Regions from separate parts of the Mus musculus genome. Here regions 1 and 3 are each linked to region 2. The links are chromatin loops, found by intact Hi-C in ENCODE. Cell type or tissue: left cerebral cortex. All regions are shown on one strand.

The links. Peaks named below come from ENCODE experiments on the same cell type or tissue, not always from the same donor. Only the 100,000 strongest peaks of a DNase experiment are listed, where the experiment ranks them.
Region 1: a loop joins it to region 2, with 3 times the contacts of the local background. A loop is called at or near these places in 5 of 42 quality-filtered maps.
Region 3: a loop joins it to region 2, with 2.4 times the contacts of the local background. A loop is called at or near these places in 3 of 42 quality-filtered maps.

What each region holds. Positions count from the first base shown.
Region 1 is chr2:26,087,780-26,095,779 of GRCm38, forward strand. It overlaps Nacc2 (nucleus accumbens associated 2, BEN and BTB (POZ) domain containing), which reads right to left and starts at 4,617. Exons shown (of 6, transcript NM_001037098.1): 1 at 3,972-4,617; 2 at 1,764-2,703. The coding sequence starts at 2,643. In left cerebral cortex, a CTCF peak has its summit at 3,287 (motif pointing right); DNase peaks (open chromatin) are centred at 3,329, 3,516 and 4,327; H3K4me3 peaks cover 1,915 bases; H3K27ac peaks cover 2,297 bases.
Region 2 is chr2:26,138,961-26,146,960 of GRCm38, forward strand. Tmem250-ps (transmembrane protein 250, pseudogene) reads right to left here and starts at 1,546. Exons shown (of 2, transcript NM_001256521.1): 1 at 1,179-1,546. In left cerebral cortex, a CTCF peak has its summit at 3,199 (motif pointing left); DNase peaks (open chromatin) are centred at 1,602, 2,187, 2,669, 3,176 and 1 more place; H3K4me3 peaks cover 2,199 bases; H3K27ac peaks cover 1,979 bases.
Region 3 is chr2:25,861,517-25,869,516 of GRCm38, forward strand. It overlaps a transcript of Kcnt1 not described here. Among named protein-coding and RNA genes, the nearest start is that of Kcnt1, 12 kb to the right of the region's middle. In left cerebral cortex, CTCF peaks have their summits at 2,915 (motif pointing right) and 4,204; DNase peaks (open chromatin) are centred at 862, 1,533, 1,966, 2,431 and 5 more places; H3K4me3 peaks cover 1,540 bases; H3K27ac peaks cover 3,635 bases.

The DNA.
Region 1 (8,000 bases), 51 kb before region 2:
CAGGCTGGCCTCCAATTGCCTATGTACCCAATGACCTTGAAGTTCTGAACCTTCTGCTTTCACCTCCTGAGTGCTAGAATTACAGGGCAGATCATCATGCCTGGTTTCAGACAGGGTGTTGTTATAAGTGGTACAGCAAAGCACACTGGGAACAGCTCTTAAAGGGCGAGGTGGCAAGGGGGTCCTAGCCACCATTACACCTCAGGACACAAAGTGGACAGTAGGTCTTTGAGTGGTACTGGCTAGCCCCTCACTTGGGGTGGGAAACTAAAGCCAGAGGGAGTCAGCCTTTTTAGGAGTACCTGAAAATAATCCAGAGTCTATCAGCTCAGACTTAGGCATCTTGTCTGATCAGGGAGCAATGGGCCACCGGCTCAGGCGGTGGGTGTGAGGCTCTCCCCAGTCAAAGCCAGACACAGGGAGCGTGCAGTTCCATGGTCAGGGCCAGGTCTTCCCTCTACCTGCTCATCCCATGACTCCCTTCTCAAGCACACCCAGGGTAGCAGCGTCACCACCAATAACCTAGATTTTAACCAAGAAATTGCACACCCCCTTCTCTGCCCCACTTACAGGCCTGCTGAAGAGAGAGACAAGGAAAGCTAGACTGTGTACGGGGGGCCAACAGAGCAGGGCCCATCCCACAGCCTGTCCATGTTCCAGGGTACTTCACCACCACAAAATGGGTCAAGCCCGACTCCCTCCTGACACCCACGACTTCACAGAACACCCTTGGCAAGGTCCCTGTCCCATAGCCCCTAACACTCAGAGCTATCTATGAACCAAGAGAGCTGAAGTATTCAACTAGCCTGATCAAGGGTGGCTGAGATCTGCCGGGCCTCCTGTTCACACCCTATACATGCCAGCTCTGCAAAACCTTCCAAAGCCACTGGCTCCAACCTGTTGAAAGAGCTGGACTGTCCCTGTGTAGGCAGTTAGGGAGTCAGACTATCCAAGCCCTGATGAGCAGGTTCAACACACACGATACTGGATACACTTTGCCCTGTTTCCACTCTTCCAAGGGCGCCAGGGGAGGTAGGGGCTGTGCAAGCATGGTCTTAAGGAATGAGTAGAGACCAGGTCCTTTCCCAGCTCTGTGGAATCCCAGGGAGCTTCCCCTGCCCTCAGCTCACACCAATTCTGCCCCAGCACCGTTTCAGAGTTGTGTGTAACCATCAACATAGTAGGAAAGGGCACCTTTAATAGGATCTGTATTACAGACACCTCCAAGCCTTGGGGTCCCAGGAACAAAGGGGTCTTGGGTCTTTCCCTGGACTCCTAACTGGTGGTGAGCAGGAATGGAAGGCCCTATATACTGGTGGATTCCCTGTCGTGGGCCTACTCACCCTGGCCAATGCAGTGGCTAGCACTGTATCTTGCTATCAGGAGAACACCAGCTCCAATTCTCCCCATGAAAAGGAAACAGAAGCTATCTACCCAGACCCAGGAGGCCCAGAGCTCCATTCCAAAATACTTATACAAAAGTGCAAGAGTCATTAAACCCTAAAGGGACTCCTAGGCCACTGAGCCCCCCAGCTCCTTCATTTGTTCAATGTCAGGCAGAAATGCTCTGCACATCACGCTGCAAGTCTGACAGACTAGTGTCAGACCCCATGGGCAGGATCTGGGTTTCTGCCCAACTCCTCCAGACCACACACCTTGCCTGCAGCATAGAGACCTTCCACAGCAGGCTACAATCATCAGAAAGTCCCACCGTGCAACATGCCCTCTGTGGGCAGTTTGCAAGGTGCCCTGCCGTTTGTTACCTGCATAGTTTCCTGTGGCTTTAATATACATCTGGCCATACTGCTCCTCCACCATGGTATCATAGGCTTCGTCATCCTCTTCATCCTCCTCGTTGTGGTAGGAGGTGGGGCTGTCAGTGGTGGGCAGGCTGCTGGCCCCAGGACTGGTCCGCTCCCCCGGGGGATAGGGTACCTGCTGGATGCTGGGGATGAGAGTGGCCAGGCTTGGCACACCATAGTAGGAGACTCGAGGCAGCTTCAGAGGGGCCGTGCCAGGTGTCCCTGCAGCACCTGTAGCTACTGCCACACCATCTCGAGGGCCCGTCTCTAGTGGGCGTTTAGAAGCCAGGCCCGGGCCACTGGCCGGCGGCATCTCCATAGCTTCATGCTTTACACGGGTCAGAAGCGGGATGGGCACAGAAGGAGACGTGACATAGGCAGCAGTGGCCGGTTGCAGCTGGTTGCAGGGACTTTGGGGCTCCGAGCTGGCATCTTCGATCATGGCGGTCTGCGAGTCACAGTGGGGTGAGCTCACCTTGAACATGAGATCTGTGCCCCGCTCCACGATGTGCTGGATCTGCAGGAAGCCGGCTGTGTACATGACCACGAGCTGCTCGCTGGCCGCCATGGTAAGCTTACCTGTGTAGCAGAAGGACAGAATCTGCTGGAAGCAGGCAGGCGGCACCGTGCCCGGCAGCTCGAATGCACTCTTGCTATTACCACTGAAGAGGTCTCGGAAATAGAGGCTGCTGGCGGCCAAGACGGCACGGTGGGCCTTGAAGGCCTGGCCTTTGACCACGATGGACACATCACAGTAGAGGCCTAACAGGCGCTGTTCGTTGAGACAGCCAAGCACTGTGTTCCCGAAGTTGGGGATCTCGATGTGCAGCATCTGAGACATGGTGGGTGCTGTGGTGGGTGGGTCTCAGACTCAACGTGGGGCAGCCTGGATGAGGCACATCTGTTGGGGGAACACTGTGGTCAACTGAATGCCAGATGACCCCCATCCCTGTATAGCAACCTGCTCCCAGCCTTTGACAAGGGCAGTGCCCTGCTTAAGACACTCTCCTCGGCTAGAACGTTCCTTCCAGAAGGACTTGGGGTGGGGTGGGGAGGTATCTCAGGATCTGGATCCCGGCTTGGAGGCAGGGCAGTGATCCTGACCCCACACAAGCATGAGAACCCCTGTCACCTACTGCGTTCACAGAAGCCATGGACTACTCTCAGTAATTCTGAGGGCAGGGCTTTGTTCTCCCCATCTGCGCAGAGGACACAGGACAGAGGCTCGAGCCCTCCAGAAAACAAGAGAGGAGTGAACTGGACAGACAAGTCACCCACTGATTGGGGTGGAAGGTAGTAAGGGCCAAGCCCAGAAGCAATCTCAGGGACTCCTCATCTAGAGGGAAAAAGTTCCCTGAGCCCAAAGCCCCTCACTGTGCAGCTTTCCCTGAGAAGCCCCAGAGCAGGGAGGGCTTTAGTTTCAGGTCTGTTTTTCCTCTTTGCCCACTGAGCAGCCTGCGGAGGGCACTCTGAGGAACTGCAGAGCAGCGTCCCCTCTCAGAGCCCTTGCTCGGCTTCAAGCTTCCTCTGCCGGATAAGGAGGAACAAGGAAGGTGGACAAGGGGGAACTCAGTGGGCTCCTTCCTCCACTCTTTTCTTGGGGACAGACCTCTATTTGTCGGGTGGAAGGGCTCCGGGTACACTCTGTGTTTCCTGGCAGCTCCAGGCGCCCCAAACCCAGACCCTGGTCCTGAGCACCCTCAGGGATGCAAAAGGAGTTGGTGCTTGTCGCAGAGCAGCCTCCCGCCCCGTGCGCCCTCCCTCCGCCCCACTTCCAAAACCGGCCAATCCCAGCTGGCTTGGTCCCAGCCCAGGTAAGTAGAAGGGTCTCAGGACTAAGCCCGCCAGGGGGCAGGGGTAGAGGGCAGGTCGCCACTGTTTATCAGCATAGGACTCTGCTGATGGCGGGGGAGTTGGAGGGGGGGGGCGGTGACCGGAGAAGGCGCAGGCCCTGGCCCAACTCTGCAGAGCCGCACAAAGGGCCGCTGTGTCCCGCGGGAGGAAAGTGCGGGCGGCCGCAGAGGCGCCGGGTGGCTGTAGAGGAGGACGGAGCCACCCTGCGCCAGGAGTTGGGCAGGTGGGCGCAGCTCCGGGGCGTCCCGCAGTGCCCCCGCTACTGAGAAGTTGTTGGGCTGGCCGGCAGACAGGAACCGGAGAGGAAAGACCTACCTTCAGCGGCTGTGGCCGGCGGCAGACACTGCCCACTCAGCCTGGCAGCAGGCTCCCGCACACCGGCCCGCCAGCTGCTCGGGGAATGCAGCAAGGAACCCTGAGGTGGGGAGGGCGTGAGGAGCCCTGCAGGAGGGGTGGGGGTGGCAGAGAGCTGGGCGCTGGGCTCAGCGGCCGCAGCTCAGCTGCACCCAGGCCGGCTCTCCCGGGCAGCGCGCAGCATCTCAATGAAGCAGCCGGATGCAGACGAACATCCAGGCAGCTCTCGGGAATGAATAGCCGCCTTTGATTTGGGAGCTGAAGTAAATGCCAGCTCCCAGCCCCAGCTTTAAAAACAGTGGCGCGTTGGTGCCAGAGGAATGCACGGCTCCGGGTGTTGGTGCAAGACAGACTTTTGATGACTCACTGCAATGCAAACAAAGATGGCAGAAATACTGTACTGTACGTGGAGAAATGCTTCGTGGTGCCACGGCAACTGAGACAGCTTGGAAATTTATAGTGCAGTTTTGCATATGAATTACCCAGTAAACTGCCTCCCTGCCATCCTGTACAGACCCAGTGTCAAAGCATTTAAACTATTCCAAACAGTCTGCAGAGCTGGCAACGCATAGAACTTAACTCTTCCTGGGTAGCAAGAGACTGGGCAGGAGGCAGGGCACGGGGCTAGGGGATGGGGAAGGGGGCAAGCACAGTCAGGAGATGGGGAATAGGAAAAAGGGTGCCAAAGGGGTCCTAAAGAGGCACAGATTGGGAAGGGGTTAGGACCCTGGAGCTATCTCCCCCACTTTGCCTCAGAGCCTCAGAGCCAAACACTCTGCTGGGCCACAGGCTCCTTAACAGTCAGACTTGTGGGTCCAGAACGCTACCTCTACCTCACTCCATCTTCTCGTATCTGACTGGCTCTTTAAGAAAGGAGGAACTTTATCGCCAGGCAGACCCCTGTAAGGTTAAGGGTACCTGCTCCTTCAGCTCCCTGAAACAGTTCTTGCAAATAGAGACCAGCTATGCAACTAAGTAAGGTGTCTCCTGTGCCCTTTACGGGTCTTTTTCTGGGACGGGCCAGTCATGTTCTGCTTGGGCAAAGGGTAGGCTTCTTCCAGGCTCACAGCATTTGCTTAATTGCAAGGGCCTTAGGGAGAGCTATTGGGCAGCCTGCCTCAGTTTCTCTCACTGTCACTAACCATGCTTCCAGAAAGAACATATTCTACCTGCAAGAAAGGAAAGGGTCAAGGGTGGCAATGGAGATGTCTACTGAGAAGCAATACTATCAAGGTGACGCAGGCTCAGCAGGCGGTAGTATTAATGGTCCTGCATTCCCAGTGTACCCTCCAAGACACCAAGAGAACAACAAAATGGAGCCATCTGGCACCTCCTTATTTACACATTGTGGGCTCCCATGAACAGGGATTGGGGGGGGGGGGAGTCCAGGTGTGGAAGCTGCCAGCAAGCCCAGCCTGTAGAACCCTCCAAGCCTTTGTCGTCCTTGCCTCCTTAAAGGAGGTAATGAGAACCCTCAGGGTGGCTGGCCATGAGGTTCTCTGGGACCTGAAGATTACAAACAAGTGCTCAGTCTGGCTGAAAGGAGGTTCTGCACAAGGCCAGGAGACTCAGGGCTTGTCAGGGTCACCTCTGGGCCATACCCTATCCAGGACAGTCCCTCCGCCTCCTTTCCCCCCCCCCCCACACACACTTAGTGGCTGCTTCTTTCCAGAAATTGTACAGGTAGGACTCACAAGCCCATCTTGGGCAAGACAAGGTGTGCTCAGGGCTGTATGGGATGCTAGCTAAATGCTGAGCCTGGCTAGAGAGCAACTGTGCTACTCAGAGATGTAGGGCACGAAAGAGACAAAAAGGCTCCATTCCCAGGTGGACAGCACCCACCATAGAGATGCTTTCTGCTCAGACAGCCACAACTTCTGCCACAGGCAATCCCAATCAAACAGAGGCTCTCCTGAAGCCTGGCCAGGGACAGAGTAAAACTCATGGGACCAGCCCCTCCTAACAGAGTGAGCCTGGCTTGTGGGCCAAGTTAAATTCTCCGTCCTGCCGGCATTGGTCATTTCCTATGGTCTGCAGTCTCCGGTGTCGGTTGTATAGTGGGGTTAGGGTGGACTCTGGGGAAGTTTTAGAGCACAGATCAAAACAGAATCTGTAAAGCTTGCAGCTTGGGCCTGCTACCACGTAGACTGATGATGTCTCTGATTTGCTTTGACCTGAGCAGGTGAGGCATTTATGTCCATACCTCAGGGGCTGGCGCCCAGGACCTGGGCCAGTCCAGCTCACGAAGTGAAGGGGCCATTATACTCCCAGAAGGTGACAAGGCCAACCTGGTCCCCAGGGACCGAGGACAACTGGCTCATTTGCTACCTTGTCCTCAGGCCACCTGTGCTGGCAAGTGCCTGCACCCAGCCTGCGAGAACCAGACCGGAGCTGGTTTTAGGTTGCTTTCTTAGAAGCCTTGGCTGGGGCAAAAACAAAGCTGAACTTTAGGAGAAAAGAATCAAATAAAGGCTTGGCTTACGTTCCAGGACCATGAAAAGTAAGACTAGCCAGGGCTGACCCTGGGGCTGCAGCGGGGGGACGAGGGAGCCTTGCATCTAAGTGGGCCAAAGTATGGCTGCCTGCTCCGTGGGAAGGACAGAGCCTCCTCACAATTGTCTGCACCAAGCCTACATAGTTGTGCCCTGCACCACTACACCCTCCTGGCTCTTCTGTAACTCAATTCCCCTCTTTCCCCTCCTTGCCCAGCACAGCTCCTCTTCATGGTAAGCTATGCTATATTTGTTTGCTTATGGAAAGTTCTAGAGTCAAGTAGTACATTGGCAGTCTCTGCCTTTGCTTACCCCGTCTATCCTCACAGTGTTTGCACTAAGAAACTGTTCCTTCATAAAAATCTTCAGGGTATACCCTACTTTGGGAAACCCATGAAAACACCCCAAAGCCAAGCACAAACCCTACTGCTATGCTCACCTTTGATGTCCTTGTCCCACACAGAGGAAGCTCCTGGGAGTTCCCAGGTATCTCCAGAATAAAAAATGGGTGAGGTCTTTGTAGACAATCCCTCAAGGGAGGTTAGGGTCCTACCAGTCCCTTGAAAGCACCGAAGCCAATAGGTAGATGTGAAAGAAAACTGATGAGGGCACTGGGTCAGAGGTGAAGGTACTAAAACTGTATCCAGACACAGAGTTCAGTTCCCAAGCAGAAGGGAGAGCCTGCCAGAGTTAACTTCCCAGAAAAGATTCAAATGAGGGCACAGTTTTCAGCCACACATCACTCCTGGGTTTACCTGGGTCTTAGAGCCACACCCCTGAGAAGCAAAGGCACAAAACCACTCCAAGGATATCTCCATGGACAGGACAGGATCACCAATAAGCAGAGGCCAACTTTCTCAGTACCCCCAAACCAGTCTCAGCTCCAGGGCCTGTAGGTCCTGTCTGGAATCCAACAGGCACTGTTCCATCCCATCAAAGACTAGGAACTTCTTAGCCAGTGGGAAGGATGGGGCCTGGTATCTATCTACACAGTGATCACCAGCAAGGAAAATAAGGGGAGAGAAATTAAATTATTTTGCAGGATTTAATTTTGTCAAATTAATAAGAAGCCTTGGACATCAGCAAACACACAGGTACCACCACACAGTTGCCAAGGAAGGAAGGCAGCACTCAAGAGAGAGCCCCTCCTCAGGCAGTCTCACCCACCCGGGCCAGGTCAGAAGCACCAGCAGGTTTGTGCAAGGCACCAACCCCAGGGGGACTGCAGATGGAAAATGCTGGAGCACACAGCATGTGGGGTTTCAGGAACACAGCCTGGCAGGGGCTCGGTGAGAACAGCAAAGAAACCCCCTTCTTCCACAGTGTAGGTAGAGAAGGAGGCCTGCTCCTTTATGGATTCCTTCCCAACAGTTGACCATACATGCCATTACCAAGGAAGAGTGGAGGCACCAGGGCCCTGGATTAACCTGCCCAGTCCTGGCAGCTAGCTTGGATGAGCTCAGGTCTCCCAGAGCTGGGTGAGGCACCAGGTTGGCCC
Region 2 (8,000 bases):
TGTCAGTAACTCAGTTGCAACCCAAGGATGCACTTTTGACTCTTTTCATGAGTCCTCAGCCTGTGCAGGCCAATGGTTAACATTCTACCTCCCAGTGCTGGGAGAGGAAAGCAACAGTAACTATGCCCCTCAGCAGCCGCCGGCCGGGAGAGGGTCCCTAGGACTGCCAGGGATAAAACGGGGACAGTAGTGCTCTAGCTAAGCTCACTCTTTAGTTTCTTGAAGACCCACACACCCGGCTACTGGTTGCCCAGTACTCCCCATTACTTCCATAGTGACTTATAACAGTCCCCTTCAAGGACACTCCATGCAGAGTCACAAGAGGACTGGGATGAAGGGGGTGTCCACATAGCAAGCCCCTAAGGTTACTTGCTGGGCCTGAACTTTGGCATTATTTTGGCAGGTTACCATCTCACCTCCCACTGATCTTGCTCCGTAAATTGAGGCACCAAGACCTCTTCCCTGGGGCTGCCTGTACACAACAAAAGCATTACTGGCTTATCTAGGCTGGACATAGTGTCAGAGTTCTCCAAACTGGGACACAGAGAGGAGAAATGGCGTGTGGTTCCTTGTTTCACCAAGCAATTGTCATTCGCAGCAGCCTATGTTAATTTGCATATGGGGGAAAAAAAACACTAAATTTCAAACTATGGGACACTAGAGACCAAAAGTTGGTAACAGGACAGGGCAACATCGCCAACAGGCTTTTGCGACTTCCACTCCAACGGCTTCTGTCACCGCCGTAGGTCCTGAGCAAATGGCCGCCAGCGCAGCTGCGGCCGAGGCGCAGTGGGAGGAAACCTGTCCCGAGCCGGGGAGGCTTAGCTATGTTTTACCCAGCTAGACAGGGCAATGGCCTCATTCAGGCGTGTCACTGGACACCGCACAGGAGGGGGATGCGGTCTGCAGCAGGTGTACTCGGGTGGAGGTGCATGCCATGGCGCGGCCCGGCGCGGGGCACGCGTCTCTGAGCACGGGACCCTAGAGCAGGACATCCAGCTCTCCAAGGCCCGCTAACTCGGCGCGTGGAGATACGACCCTCACTAGCCATAGGCTACGCGCGACCCCGGCCCTCAGCCCGCGTTTTCTGCGGGCGCCACTTCCGGTGTCGGGGCGCCGTTGCCGTGGAGACGGCCCTTAGGTCCGTGGCCGGTCCCCGCCCGTCCTCGGCGGCTCACCCGGTGCCCTCTCCGTGGCGGTGCCGGTGTCCGGAACCATGCGGCGGGCCGACGGTGCTGGGGACCGGGCCTGCGGCTGAGCTTGTGCCCCGGGGGTGCGACGCCAAGGCGGGCACATGCCGCCGAGGACGGGGTCGCTTCGCGCGGCCCTTCAGTTGCCCCCGGCTGGCTCTGGCCCGGAGGGGAGGGCGCTCCCGGGCCGGGCCCGAGGCGTTTGTCCCAGCGTGGGAGCCGTAGTGTTGTCCCTCGGCGGCCACCGTAGCACGGTCTTCACGCCCCCTCCGCCCGCGACGACACGGTGAAGCCTCGCAGCGCCCACCGCGGGCCCGCGCGGAGCATCCAGGAATTCCTCATTATCCGAGGACGCGCACTAGCGTGCGCGCGCCGTGAGCCGACCGTGACGTCATTGGCCCGCGGCCTCAGCCGGAGCGTGAGTTTAGCTCTCCCGCGCAGGCGCAGATGGGAGAACTAAGGGCGAGGAGGCTGGTCCTCTCCGTGTCAGTGCGCGTGCGCGAGTGTGGGAGGGGCTTTCTCGCTGTGGTGTGAGCTTGTCTCCTTTCTGGTGGTGCGGTGGAGTTTTTCCTGTGTCCCAACGCGCGCCGCTGGCACCCAGAGAGCAGTGACGGTTGCAGATGAAGCGATCTCGTGCTTTAGGGGTACTCGCTGTAGAGCACAAGGATCCTGGAAGCGCCAAAAGAAAGAGTTAAGCTGGTGTGTCACCGGTCTAAATGACCTTGCCAGGTTCCTGCAAGCAGGTGTGGTAGGTTTCAGTTAAAAGTTGATGTGTGCGTTTGTTGCTAGGATGTGGAGAGAAGGTTGGGTCAGGCCATCATCCCATGACGGACCGGAAAGTAGCCTTACAGGGTTATCCTACATTGACCCTCCTGCTTACCCAGGCGTCAAATGCAGGCTCCCAGGGAAGAGAAACAGACCCTTTGCAGGAAAGGGGAACCTAGGGCTGGCTGCAAGGCACCTTTGCACTTCACAGGGAACACTTGGAGGCCCCAGCCCACGCAAGACCAAGAGCAGCTACAGGCAGTGGCATGTGCACATCCTGCCAGTACAGCCCACAAATGAATGAATAGATGTAAAAATAAGTGAATGTGCCATATGTCATTATACTCTCTTTTAATCACAGCACTCCAGAGGCAGGCGGATCTCTGTAAGTTCTATGCCAGCCAGGTCTTCTTGGTGAGAGTATGTCAAACACATCTTGGGTCAGTGAGATGGCTTGTGGGTAAAGGCACTTGCCACCAAATTAACAATCCTTGGTACCCACATAACAAAGGTGAAAATTGATGCCCTCCTGTTGCCCTCTGACTTACACACACACACACACACACACACACACACACACACACCATGCACACAGAAGTAATGCTTACAATAAGTCTAAGTCAACTGGAGCCCCTGGACTATGTGACCCTGTCTCGAAACAATAAGAAGCATTTCCTCCCCTGGCCTGAGTTTCTGTCACCCTGGAGTGATGATCTTCTGTTTTCTTGATCGTCCCCTCCTTTAGCTCCCCCCTTGGTTCTGTCCCTACTAGAGATGTCCAGTTTCTCTACTTTTTCTGTCCCTCTGTCCCTTTCCACTTGTTCAGCCCTGTTGCTCCTGTAAGAGCCCTCAGAGTCCTCTACACCTCTGACTTTGAGGCTCTCTCCCTCTGAGGTTGGGCAGGTAGCTGCTGCTGACAGCTCTTGGCCTCTAATGTTGGACCACTGGACGGAGACTGAAAGCACCCTGAACGTCTCACTAAAGGATGCTTCTTGTGACCTCTACTCTCTTGCTTTCTGCTAGTTCTTGGAAGTGTTGGGTACCACCACCCACGAACTGATTCCAGAATGATCCAGACCACAGCAGGGTCATCCCCAAGGATAGGATCCAATCTCAGTTGTTCTGTTTGCTATAGGACAGTCCCGCCATAGAAAGTCTACCTGAAGTCTGTCTGTCAGCTTCCACCCTGCTATCTGCTCTGGGCTTCTCAGTGGGCAAGCACTGGACAGTGGCCTGGCGCCACCTGCTGGGACTGTGCACGGCATGTCCCAGACTTTTTTTAAATTTTTATTTTATTTTATTTTATTTATTTATTTTGGTTTTTCAAGACAGGGTTTCTCTGTGTAGCCTTGGCTGTCCTGGAACTCACTTTGTAGACCAGGCTGGCCTTGAACTCAGAAATCTGCCTGCCTCTGCCTCCCGAGTGCTGGGACCACCACACCTGGCCCCAGACTCTTAAAGACCTACAGAAATGAGAGGAAGGTATAGTCCAAACCCAGGCACGGGGCCCATGGGACTGAGGCCATCTCATTTGTGTCTGTGGCTGCCTTGGTGCCATCTTTACAGAACAGTCAGAGCCGGGTAGCATCAGGACCCAGTGGCCTTCGTGCTGTCCGCACTGCCTGAGAGTGGGTGCAACCCTCACTTGAAATGATGCTTTCCTGCCAGGCAGTGGTGGCGCACGCCTTTAATTCCAGCACTTGGGAGGCAGAGGCAGGCGGATTTCTGAGTTCGAGGCCAGCCTGGGCTACACACAAAGAAAGAAAGAAAGAAAGAAAGAAAGAAAGAAAGAAAGAAAGAAAGAAAGGAAGGAAGGAAGGAAGGAAGGAAGGAAGGCTGTTTTCTTCACTTTGAGCTTCTCTCCTCTGTGCTGAGTGAGGAAACAGGCCATTTGAATCCATATAAAGCACTTCAAGGACACCAGCTCAGCCTCCCTTTCACTGACAAGGTGAGAGATTTTTCTTAAGTTTACTTGCTATGTGGCATGTGGTCCTTCCACATCATCTTCACCTCAGATGCCAGCTCTTGCACCATGCTGTATGTAGCAGGTGTCACTTGTCAACTCTGCACACTCTAGCCACTGTTTGCTGGAGGCTTAGTCCTTCCTGGTCCTTGGTGACTGAATTTCAACCTGAGACAGTGATAGTTCTTGATAAAATCCCCTGGTCTCTTGTATCCCTGACACAATTACTTCTTTACCCCAGGATTCCAAGATGGGTGCCCTTCTTGGGCTGTCGTCATGGTAGAAATGACAGATGTTTGCCAGGAGGTGGTGGTGCACACCTTTAATCTCAGCACTCTGGAGGCAGGGGCAGGTGGATCTTGGAGTTCGAGGCTAGCCTGGTCTACAGGATGAGTTCTAGGATAGCCAGAGTTACATAAACACTGTCTTGAAACAACAAAAACAACAACAACAACAAAAAGAAATGGTGCTGAGTAGGCTGCCTGCTCTGTGTCCCAGCCACCGCTTCCAGCTAGGATTAAAGACTCAGCCTCCCTGGTCTCAGTCCCCTTGTCTGTAAAGTGAGGAAGCAGTGCATAGGCCCTCACAGAAAGTTGTGGACCTAGCTTTGTTGGTCCAGTAAAGCTGGCAGAAGATGGCCTGGCCCACAGCAAGGCACTTCTCTTCCTGCTGCTCCAGAAGCAGCATTCAGGTAGCCCTGTATGGTCCCTTCTGTGAGGACAACACTTCATATTGCCCAGAGCTCACTGAGTGACTTAGGAGGCCAGGTCACAGAGCTCACTGTGGTACCCTCCCTGCCCTCACGGACTTCTCCCAGGAACTGGAGGGATGGCATAACAGCTGACAGTTGCCACCTTGAGCCCTGTAGGGAGAAACTGAAGGCCTCTGGCCAGCAGCCAATGCCAGCTTGCTGTCTGCAGTGAGATGATGACCCAGAAACACTGCCAACCTGAAAACACTGCAAGTCCCTTCACCAGCAGACAGCTCAAGCATCCTTTCTGCAACCTGCAGAAGTTCCTGGCTTGTAGAACCGAGAGGGAGAGAAGACCCTTGAGTTGAATTATGTTCTGCACACCTGTATGTTGACGTCCTAACCCTAAGGGTGTCAGCATGTAACTATTCGGAGACTTGAGGCCTTGAAAGAGGTCAGTACTGTAAAGTGGAGTCTCTATGGTGATAGGTCCTAATCCAAGATGACTGGAGATCATGATACAGACAAACATGCAGAGGAACACACACATGCATGTGTGCACACACAGGAGGGATGCCCAGATGCCGTGAAGGCTGGGATGGGAGGCAATGGATACCTGTTGGGTAAACTGCCTCTCTCTAGGCGTTTGTTACAGCAGGAGGTGTAGATTAGTCCATTCCCCACCCCTCCTCCTCTTTTTTATTTATTTTTTATTTTGGTGGTGCTAAGGGTTCAGCCAGGATTAAGCATACTAGGCTATGTTGTATTTCAGTGAAGTCCACCACTTTCCATGTGATGTCACTGACCTCAGGCAAGGATCGTCCTGAGCTTATAGGCCACACAGGCCAATACAGTCCACAAGACACACAGGCCACCCTTGTTTCCCCGGGTTAAGGGAGGGCATGTGGTCCCAACACCCTCTGTCCCTCATCATTCAAAGTCCTCCCACACTGTCTGAGCCACTGCCCTGTGCCTTAGTCATCCTGTGAGTTATTGCTTCTGCCTGCCCAGAGTCTTAAGTGAGAGGCTTCTGGGCTGCCTCTGCTTTCTGCTCCGCTCTGGTGTAAACATGCACGGGACAAGCTCATTCCTGTCTGTGGCTGTTTGGTGCCATTCTAACAGCATTCAGGGCTGGGGAGCTGTGTCAGGAACCCAGTGGCCCTCTTGCTGTCTGCACCATCTGAGAGCAGACGCAGTCGTCCTTTGAAACAAGTGTCTTTCTCACTTTGAGCTTCTCTCTTCTGTGATTTGAGTGAGGAAATGGGCCACATTAATCATTTAAAAAATTTTTTTGATTTATTTATTTATTATATGTAAGTACACTGTAGCTGTCCTCAGATACTCCAGAAGAGGGCATCAGATTTCGTTACGGATGGTTGTGAGCCACCATGTGGTTGCTGGGATTTGAACTCGGGACCTTCGGAAGAGCAGTCGGCACTCTTAACCACTGAGCCATCTCACCAGCCCCACATTAATCTTTATAAACTACTTCAAGGACAACAGCTTAGCCTCCATTTTACTGACAAGGAGAGGGCTTGACTCCAAAATGCAGGAGGACCCACCTCTTGTGGGTGTTTGCTTTGCACCATTGCACCCTTTTACATGCATGCCTTGTGAAGGGACATTCAAGACAGAGGCTGGGGGTGATAGGCCCAGGGGCCTCGAGATGCATTAACCCACCCAGGTCCAGCCGCACAGGAGGACAGAGGCTGCCTTGGGTGCTGAAGAGACACCCGGGCATGCCTCTGGAGGCTTTGTGAGAGGCACGAGAAACTACTAGGACCATGACTACAGGGCCACACTGGTCTGAAGTGTCCCCACCCTCTCACAGGTGCAGTGCTTCACTTTCCTGAGTCTGAGTTGGCAGCCCTTGCAGTAACTTAATGATTTAATGGCAGAGAAACCCTTAGTCAAGGCCTAAGGCAGAATAAATAGTAAACATTGCCAAAAGACAAGGGGGGAATGCTCCTTGGGCTGTGCAGGTAGGAGACCCGAGCACAGGAAGACAGAGGCACCATGTTTGCCTCAAGGCCAGAGGCCCTTAGTCAGCATGCCCTTTGAACTACCTAGCCCTCCACCTCAACAAGGTCAGCGAGGCTGGGTTCAAACTTAGTCTTCCTCGGGTTCTAGTCTTGTGCTAATTTCACTGGAAACTTACCTGGACCACTGTTGACTGAATGGTTCCCTGTCAACAGCAGTAAGGATTTGTGGCCATTCTTATCTTTGCTCTGGAGCGAGGGCGACCTGCTCGGCTCACAGGGAATGGCATTAAGATATAGTTTATGGTATGCAAAAGACAAACACAGGCAGTTATATGTCACACGTTACAATATAAATACTAACTTGTACTTTTTTTCAAAACTTTTAATGACTTGTATCCAGTCCAGAAGATTTATAGGGCAAAGGGGATGGCTCAAAATGTCACTTTAAACATATTTGTCACTTTGGCAACAGCACCAAAAAAAAAAAAAAATCTGGAAGATACTGCACTCAGAAATAAATCATAAATGGATGCATCTTAAAAGAGGTTTATTTTGGTCGTTAATGGTTGATAGGCCCCCCAGTGCAGGATTTAAAGTTAAATTATGCAAAATCAAAAACAAACCTTATAATACTTAATCAACCATGCATAAAACTGTCAGGCCCAAATAAATTCTCTCAATTAACTTGCTTCAGATTGTGATTGCATTCGCTAATTTAATCAGCCCCAGAGTGATGTGGAGGCTAGGCAAAGATGAATTCCTGTGAACGCACCTTAAGGGGCCAGGCAGGGCCCCAAACTGAGGCAGTAGCCCTGTGGCCATTGGGACCATGGAGAACAGCATGATATATATATATATATCTAATTGCTCTGTTTATTTATTTGTCATACTGGGGGTGGAACCCAGGACCTCGTGTGTGGCAAGCACTCTGCCAAGTTTCCTTGGGAGGCTGCTCCTACTTGTACCTCCTATGAAGAAGACAGACACTAGCCTGGGGAATGACCAGCTCCCCTGCCTGGGGTTGGGGAAGTGAAGAGTGGGTGTCCTCCATTCTGACACCTGTCCTCTCGCTTGACTCTGAGCTCCTGGCCTTCTCCTGTAGGGCCTCACTGGAAGCTCCCCTCCCCCCCCCCCATCATTCCTCCCTCACTTGAGAACTGAAGTGTACTTGGAAAAGTTTCATTTCCCAAGTACAGCTTGTGTCTTCTGTGGGGTGGGCAGAGCTGGACACTGTGCTGGGCCCTGCAGGCGGGCCTGAGGAGACGATTTGGCATGGACACTGTGGGAACAGAGCCAACACAGAGGCATACATACCGTGTCCACACTGAGCTCTAACCATCTGGTGCTGCAGATTATGGCCACCTCTAAGAGGTCTCCGAATCCAAGCAGACTGCAGGGGCACTCCAGAC
Region 3 (8,000 bases), 280 kb before region 2:
TGATAGAGATTAACTCTGGGTCCTATCTGTCTCCTAGGCTCTCCCGGGGTCACCCAGGGAAAGAATGAGAAACGGAATAAGAAGTGGACCCCTGAATCCTGGAAGGTGGGCTAGAGCCATGTTCTCTCTCCAGTTGTCCCACCTTTACAGAATCCTCTAGTTGCCCTGCCATGCTTGCCCCAAAGTTCTTCCCAACATGGCTGAGTCCTCCCCACTATCTCCCAAAGCCTGGGACATGCAGTGAACAGAAATATTGACATATTTCAACCACAGCCCTCCTACCATGGGCACTCTCCCAAGAGGCTCTAGGGGCCCTGGTCTGCTTAATAGTCAATTCGAGTTTGTAGGGTGTGGAGGGGCTAGGCACCACTAAGGAACATGAAGGGGGAGCTGGTGGCAGGAGGTCCAGGGGATGCCCACTCACAGCGCCTGCTCACTCTTGTGCACTCTTGTGCAGCAGCACTCTAAGGTTGCAAGAACAGCCTGCCTGTCACTGCTCCCAAACCACAGCTGGGTGGGGGCAGGACCAGGTCTGACTTCAGGTGCATCTCCTTTCCCTGAGGCCCCCTGAAGTAAGCAGAGACTCTCCCCTGACCCCTGACCCCTGACCCCTTGGATCTTGAGGCCAAGAGGGAAAAATTCAGAAGTGCCCAAAAGGTCAGGGCAGCAGAGAGTGCAGCTCCTAGGCACCTGGTGCTGCCTTCCTGGGAGGCTTGCCAAAAGAAATAAAGCCCTGAGCCCTGGCCATGTGCTTCCCCACCTGCCAGCACCTCCCCAGGCCCAGCCAGCTTGTGACTAAGAAATAACAATCAACTCCGCCGATGCTATTAGGAAAATGTTATTTTTCAAGTGCTGCCAGATCCCAGAGGTTGGAGCTGTGATCTGAGAAACATGTGAGTGTTGCCACTGGCAGCCATGGCCTGAGACAGCCACTGAGCATCCCCAGCCTCCAGAGGAAGGGAGTGCCTACACTTGTCAGTGTGCTGGTAGTCTGAGGGTGGGAGGACCAGGGTGGACAATACACCCACTCTTCCCAACTTGAGAATGAGAGTCCAAACTCTGCCTGAGGTAAATGTCCCCTTCATCTTCTACCCCTGTGGCCTACTTTGAACAAACATAGAGCAAACCCCTTCCCCTCAGGCCTTATTTGGAGAAGCTTAAGCAGGTCCAGTGGACTGGTGCTGCGTACTTAAGTGTGAACACTGGCTGCCTTCTTGGGCTCTTTGCTCTTGGCTGAGCCACACTGGGGCACTGCTAAGTCAGGTAGGAGGGAACTGGGCATTCTACCGACTGAATTCTACTGTGGGGTGCTGGAAGGCTAGATTGACAACAGGCTGGGCTGAGGGCCAGGAGCTCTGCCATGCCAGGGTACAAGAAGCATAGGACCCTGGTTAGGTCAGGAGCCCAGTGGACCACAGTCCCCCACTTGTGCCAATGCCCACAGTCCTGTCAGTTCGTGGGTGCAGTTGAGTCTAAGCCTGTTCTCACTTGGTGTGTTTAAGCTGCTTACTGAGTCCTATGCTGTAGGCAGAAGTTTCTACAGATAGCTGCGGTTTGGAGGCTGAAGATAAATGTCCCCAGCTTACTGCCTCAGGAGGCTGGGAACTGGAGCCTGGGGCCCTCTGCCAGCCAGTCTCCAGCTGCTGTGTCTGTTTAGTACAGCTGAATATGGATATGGAGGAAGAGAAAGACCAGAAAAGGCAAAGGGTGGACATACTGCTGGCCGCTGGGGACAAGACCTTCCTGGTGTACATAAGGCTGCCCCAGCATGCTCCACATGTCCCAGTTCATATCAGTGACTCCCACGATTGGGGTAGGAGTCCTTGGAAGTCCAGAGTCGTGAATCTCATCTTTTCTGATTTGTTGGCCCTAGAGGGCCTCCTCTTAAACTGCCTCTTGCCAGTCAGCAGTGAGAGGCTGAGAGGAGGCCTTGGGGGGTGGAGATGCTGGCTCCAGAACCTGAAGAAAAGCTGAGCAACTGGCCTTGGAGCCGACTGTGGGGGCGGGGAGGCTTGCCTGGCTTGAGTCCAGGGAAGAGGAGGGCTCCTATGCCAGCCAACTCAAGGAAGACCAGGGACCTTCAAGTAAACAATGTTCTGGAGTTAGCCATGACCACTCCCATCCGCCCCCCACCCCCGACACACACACACACACACACACACACACACACACACACACACACACACATCTCCTGGGAAAAGAAAAACCTTAAGCCCGCCCGGAGGACCCGGGAGGCGCCCCGCCCCCGCCGAGCTCCGCCCTCAGCCCCTCCCCCTGCAGGTGCTTGTCCCGCCCCCGCGGGGGGTCGCGGAGGCCGGGAAGGGCTCGCAGGGGTCTGCGCGCGACCGGCGAGGGCGCGGGCGGTGAGGGGGCGCTGCCTTGTGCCTGCAGGCGACCCTGCTCAGGGAAAGTCGGCCGCGGGGACGTGCTCCTGGACACCGCCGCCTCACAATGAACGACCTGGACACGGAGGTGCTGCCCTTGCCGCCAAGGTACCGATTCCGTGACCTGCTTTTAGGAGACCAGCCATTCCCGAACGACGATAGGTAAGTGGCGGAGCTGTCCGCGGTGCTGAGTCCCGCACGAGCGCACGCGCACCCTTCACGCCCCCCACCCCCACCCCAACCCCCGCTCTGTCCCAGCAGCCGCCACAACGTTCTTCAACTTTCTCGGTTTCCCTGGATAGAAAGTTTTGGGTGGGCTGGGATCCGGCGCCTCTTCCTGCGGGGACCTGGAGCAGGACGCGGGGGTGCTAGCAGGCTCTGATGCACGGGGGTTGAGGGTGGAGTAGGGGGCTAGCTCTGTCTCCCCGTGCACGTACGTCCGTTCTCATCCCCAACCCCAGCGCTCCACTGATTTGAGGATCAGTCAGATCTGCACGCACGATGGTCGCAGAGCCCCGCAGCCAGCCAAGTAGTCACCAGGGGTCAGTGTCCTTCAGACTCCAGTTTCAGCATGGTCATATTTTCAGAGTGAAGGCGGTATGGCGGTATGACGTTCCCTCACCGCAAATTCTCCTCTGTGCTTTAAGCAGGGGTCAACCGAATGATACTATGGAAATAGCTCCTAAGTGAAGGGGCTTGGCAGGAAGCTGGAAAGAAATGTCTCTTTCTGCCTTTTCCCCAAATAACTCTCTTGGTAAACACTAGTGTTCTTGCTGCCAGCCTCAGGGGAGGTGCTTTCCTTTCAGCAAGGGAAGATGGTGAAGGACACTGGCAGACTTGGAAAGGCTGGCTTATGATCAGAAACTTCTACTTCTGTTCATCACCTTCCCAGGGCTATGTCTCCCCCAACCTTGGACTTGGATGCACTTTCCCCCAAACAACGTAGTTCCTTGAGTTAGGACAGAAAGTACATGAGCCTGCAAATTGTCAGGACACACACTGAGCACTTGAAACAACCAACTGGGAAATCACTACTGAGAACGAATCATGTTTGTGAATAGGTCAGTGTGTTCAGAGCTGGAGTGCATGCAGAGTGAGCTTGATCATTGCTTTGCCTACTGGACCAATGATATTCTAACAGACGTCCCTGGGTGTTCAGAACCATTCATCCTACAGAGCAGGGCAGAGACGTGTGTGCACGGGTGTGTGTTCCAAGTCTTCACTGGTTAGAACCAGGGAGGTTGGATCCTGTGCAGGCATGTCTGTTCTCATGTCTTTTGCTATGTAGCCCAGACTTGCTTTGATTCAGCATCCTCCTGCCTCAGCTCCTTGAGTGCTGGGATTTGCAGCCGTGTGTCGCTGCATCTGGTTTTAGAGATGCATTTTGATGTCATGTTTTCTTGTCTTTTGAACCAAGTGCTACAGTAACACACATACCTGCCTGAGGAAGACCCTGGCTTTGGTCTAGTTAGCAGTGTCTGCTCAGACAGAGAGAAAGATAGGTTGTCTTGGCTCTGCCATCTGCAGGTGGGGACTTCACATGGCAGGGCTTGGGCTTCTGTGAGTCCCATTTCCTGTGCCTGACATCTTAAGTCAGCACCCCCTCCCTCCTGGTGCCTGCTCCACTGGGATTCGGTGAGTTCCGGGAATTAGCAGCTGCGGAGAGTTCTCCCATCCCAGTGCTTGGTAAGAAACGGCATCTGTCTTCCCAAAGTGCCTGGGGCCTGACTGGACAGATGCCAGTGACTAGCTGATGTAGCTGAAAGACTGCCTCCCTTCCTTTCCAGGCATGGATAGTGAAGATTCCTGTTGTCAGCCATAGGGTGGCAGCCACAGTCTGCCTGGTAACAGCTGTCTTCTGCCCTGGGGTGAGAAACTGCTGTTAGGGCAGTGGCACTTTGTGCAATGTTTTTAATTGTGATACATAATGAAACATGAATTTTAAAACAGTAAGATTAAACAAAGCCAGGGTTGGCACAACCCTCGACTCTCAGAAGACAGAACACAACCATCCTGAATATTTCTCTCCCTTCCCTTCCCTTCCCTTCCCTTCCCTTCCCTTCCCTTCCCTTCCCTTCCCTTCCCTTCCAAGTCACTCCCTTATCTCTAAAGCTATCTTAGTATCAGCCTAGTGGGTGAGTCTAGCCTCTCATGACTTTCAGGCTTTGGTCCCTCTGAGCCCCTAGGTTCTCATCACAGGCAGGTAATACAGAAAACTGTGGGCTGAGGTCTGCTCCAGAGCATCTGAGCCCTGTGTGTACACAGACCCAGCACAGACTTCAAGCTGAATACGGAGAGGGCAGAGGAGGTCCCTCCTGCTGCCTGGAACCTGCCCGATGGTCCTGCTGTCACTCCCACCAAAGCTTTGTCCATTCCCTCCCCCTCCTCCATACCTGTCTCCTCTTCCTTCTGCATCATCACTGGTTCTCAAAGTGGACGATGGCACTGGGAACCCTTCTTCACTACTATGATGTTGGCCTAAGCAACTGTGCCATGTGTCTAGGAGGGCTTAGTCAGGGACAGAGGGAGGGGAGGCTCTATCTGCCCTGCTTTCTCCCAGGAGTTCTCTGGAGTAGCCAGCTGGGTCCCAGGCTGCAGGCAATGGGCTTCTGCACCAGGGAGATGTAGCATAGATGTACCCTCACAGCCTGGGGTAGTGGTCTCAGCGGGGGGCTGGGGGGGGGCTGGGCTAACTGTGTCCCAGCACAGGACAGGCTCAGGTTAGATGTTTAGCACCTCCCTCTTTGCCCACTGGTCTTGCCCCACAACTAGCTCTGCTGGGCAAAAGTGGGGGGATATACACCCCGACTCTTGGAAGACTGTAAGCAGGCAGGAAGGGCCGTGTGGGTTTCCTGTTCTCCATAGGAATAAAGCTACTTACTGCTGGTGAGTCACTGCAGCTTCCGAGGCCTTGACAGGGAGGTGCTCAGCCACCCACATGTGCAAATGAGGCTGCACCGCCAGCCTGGGCACTCTTAAGGACACTGAGCACTGCACACAGCCCATGAGGGGCAGAGTTGAGATCTCACCCACACTGGGGCCCATGTTACTGCGGATAAACTCCCACCATCTGTGCTAAGTTCTGAGACCTTCAAGGGGTGGGGAACAGTCAGAGAGAGCTCAGTGGCTCCTGTTGCATTCAAGGTTCTAGACCAAGGCCTTGCCCCTTATGATACCTTACTGTCCCAGCTACGGGAGTCCTGGGCATCTTAAAGAGGTTGGGTATACTCTCCACCCAGAACTACCCCCTCCAAGTTCCCTGATCTGGGGGTGGGAGTATAGACTCACATTCTCCCTGTAAATGTATGAAGACCCCTGAGAGGATGTTATGAGAGGCCTCAGGCTGTGGTGTTGAAGGAGTGTCTGAATCTCAGAGTCTTGTCCTGGTCTGTAAGAGAGACTAAGGCTTCAGTACCACCACTGGCCCTTTGTCTGCAGGATGAACAGGGCACTGCCAGGCTGCTCAGAAGAGCCAGCCATGGGAAGACAGGACCTAGTAGGTCACCACTGGCTGGGCTCTAGGCAGGTGAAAGCAGGTTTGTCCCTGGATTAGTCTGCTCAGTTCAAACCTGAAGGGAAGTCTTCAGGGGTCCAAGGTGCTGCTGCAGACGGCAGGCCAGTGCAGGCCCCATCTGTGCTGTCCCTGGCTCTCAGACAGTGGAGCTCAGCTCACTTCTCTGAGGCAAAAGCATTGAGTACGTTCTGATAGAATCATAAAAAATGGGAAGCAGAAAGTGCCCTGTGGCCAGGGCAGTGGGGTGCCCCCCATTAAGGACAGCCATGGGGAGTAGAGAGCCTGTGGAACCTCCTATCCCTTCCTGTCAGGAACTGAAAGTGCACCAAGTTACCCTTTGGGGACTAAGCTGAACCCTTCTCATGAGATGCAGGCCCTCTACCCAAGTCTCCAACACCGAGATTAAGGAAAGGTGCCTCGAGGGACAGCCCTGCACTCAGAACTACTCACTGAGATTGTTAATGACCATAGAGCTGGGCTGGGCAGTGCTGCTGATGGGGAGGGGCTGAGCTGGGAGTGGAGAACTCCGCTGGATAGCTGGATGCCCACTAAGTGCCCTCCTCATCACTCTTGAACGAGCTTGCCCTCGGGACCAGAGCCTGGCTCCACATCCTAACCACTCCCACAGCTTCCGATGCCCCGTCCTTACCTCTACCCTTGTAGTCTGCCTCTTCTGCTGCATATAACCATTTGGATCCAGAACCCTCACCTCTGCCTCTGCTGGGCAGCCCTGCTTGCACCACACCCCGCCCCACCCCGCCCCACTCTCTGTACATCCCTTCCAGGACAAGTAGCCTCCTATTTGCACCTTGAGCCAGCAGTAGGTGACCAGAGGGCACTGGGACCAGAGTTTGTGCATGAAGCCCTCGAGGGTAGCTCTAAGGTGGGAAGTATTAGGGACACATCTAGTTCTCCTTTGGAGGTTCCTTGGGCCTTGACCAGGAGCCCTTATGGATCCCAAGTTAACACACACAAGCATCCAGTAATGCTTGTTCAGAAATGGAAAAGGAGCTTTGACGATGGAGGGTGTGGCCTGGCTTGAGCCAGGGTGGTAGTGGGTGGGATATGTAGGTCATGCCTGGTCAAGAGTCCAAGGTGACAAAAGGGGTTCAAGAAGGAAGCAGGGTACTACTGGTGATGAGGGATGAGGCAATCAAGGAAAGGCCAGAGCACAGGATCAGAGATGGAGCTAGGAACCCCAGAAAGCACAGTAGCATCTCCAGCACACTCAAGACTGGAGCTACCCAGCTGACTGGGGCTTCATACCTGCCAAGAGCAGACTTCAAGTGAACTGATGGGGCAGGAGATGGGAACTGCCATGGCAGAGGACAGAGCAGGAGATGATGATAGGCCTGTGAGGCCCTGGAGCAAGCTGAGCACTCCTGCCCACTGACTGGCACTGGGTTCTGTCCTGTGTTTTCTGCCCAAGGCTTCTGAACCCAGGAAAACATCAGACGGTGCTGCCTCCCACAGGGACTTCATTTCAAACACCATCTAGGTGCTTCCCTGGCTCTGCAGAGGCTCGACTGATGAACGGGACAGGCTGTGGACTGCTGCCTGACTTAACCTGCACCCTTCTCTGGGCTGGGGCGCTCAGCTAGGGGTCACCAAAGTCAGAAGGGCCAGCTCCCTGGACTCCAGGAGCTCACTTAGATGTCAGTGTGCTCTCTCTCCATCTCCCTGTGCCCCGTGGATATACTCTTGTGCCTCCTAGATGGTTGAATCAAGGCCTGGTTTCAGCAGGAAAAATGAGGACAGGGTCTGAAAGATTCTGGAATGTTCAGGTACTCTCAGGTGTCCTAAGCAAGATATAGGTTGAGACTTTTCAGATCATTGTCCAGGACCAGGGCTGGTTTCCACAAGTCTCTACACTCAGTTTTACATGGGGTGAGGGGTTGACCATGCCTCTCCACTTAGCTATACAGGCAGTTGGATGATCTGTCCCCTACTATACACTGAGCTCCATAACAAGGAGCAGAGCCTGGAAGGTGAGCTTTGGGGCAGAGAAGTCAGGTGACCCTCGATATAGAGTAGTCCCAGGGTCAGTTATACCTTCCTCCTTCTGGTATCTCTGCCTGGGCATGGGATCTGGGACTTGGGCC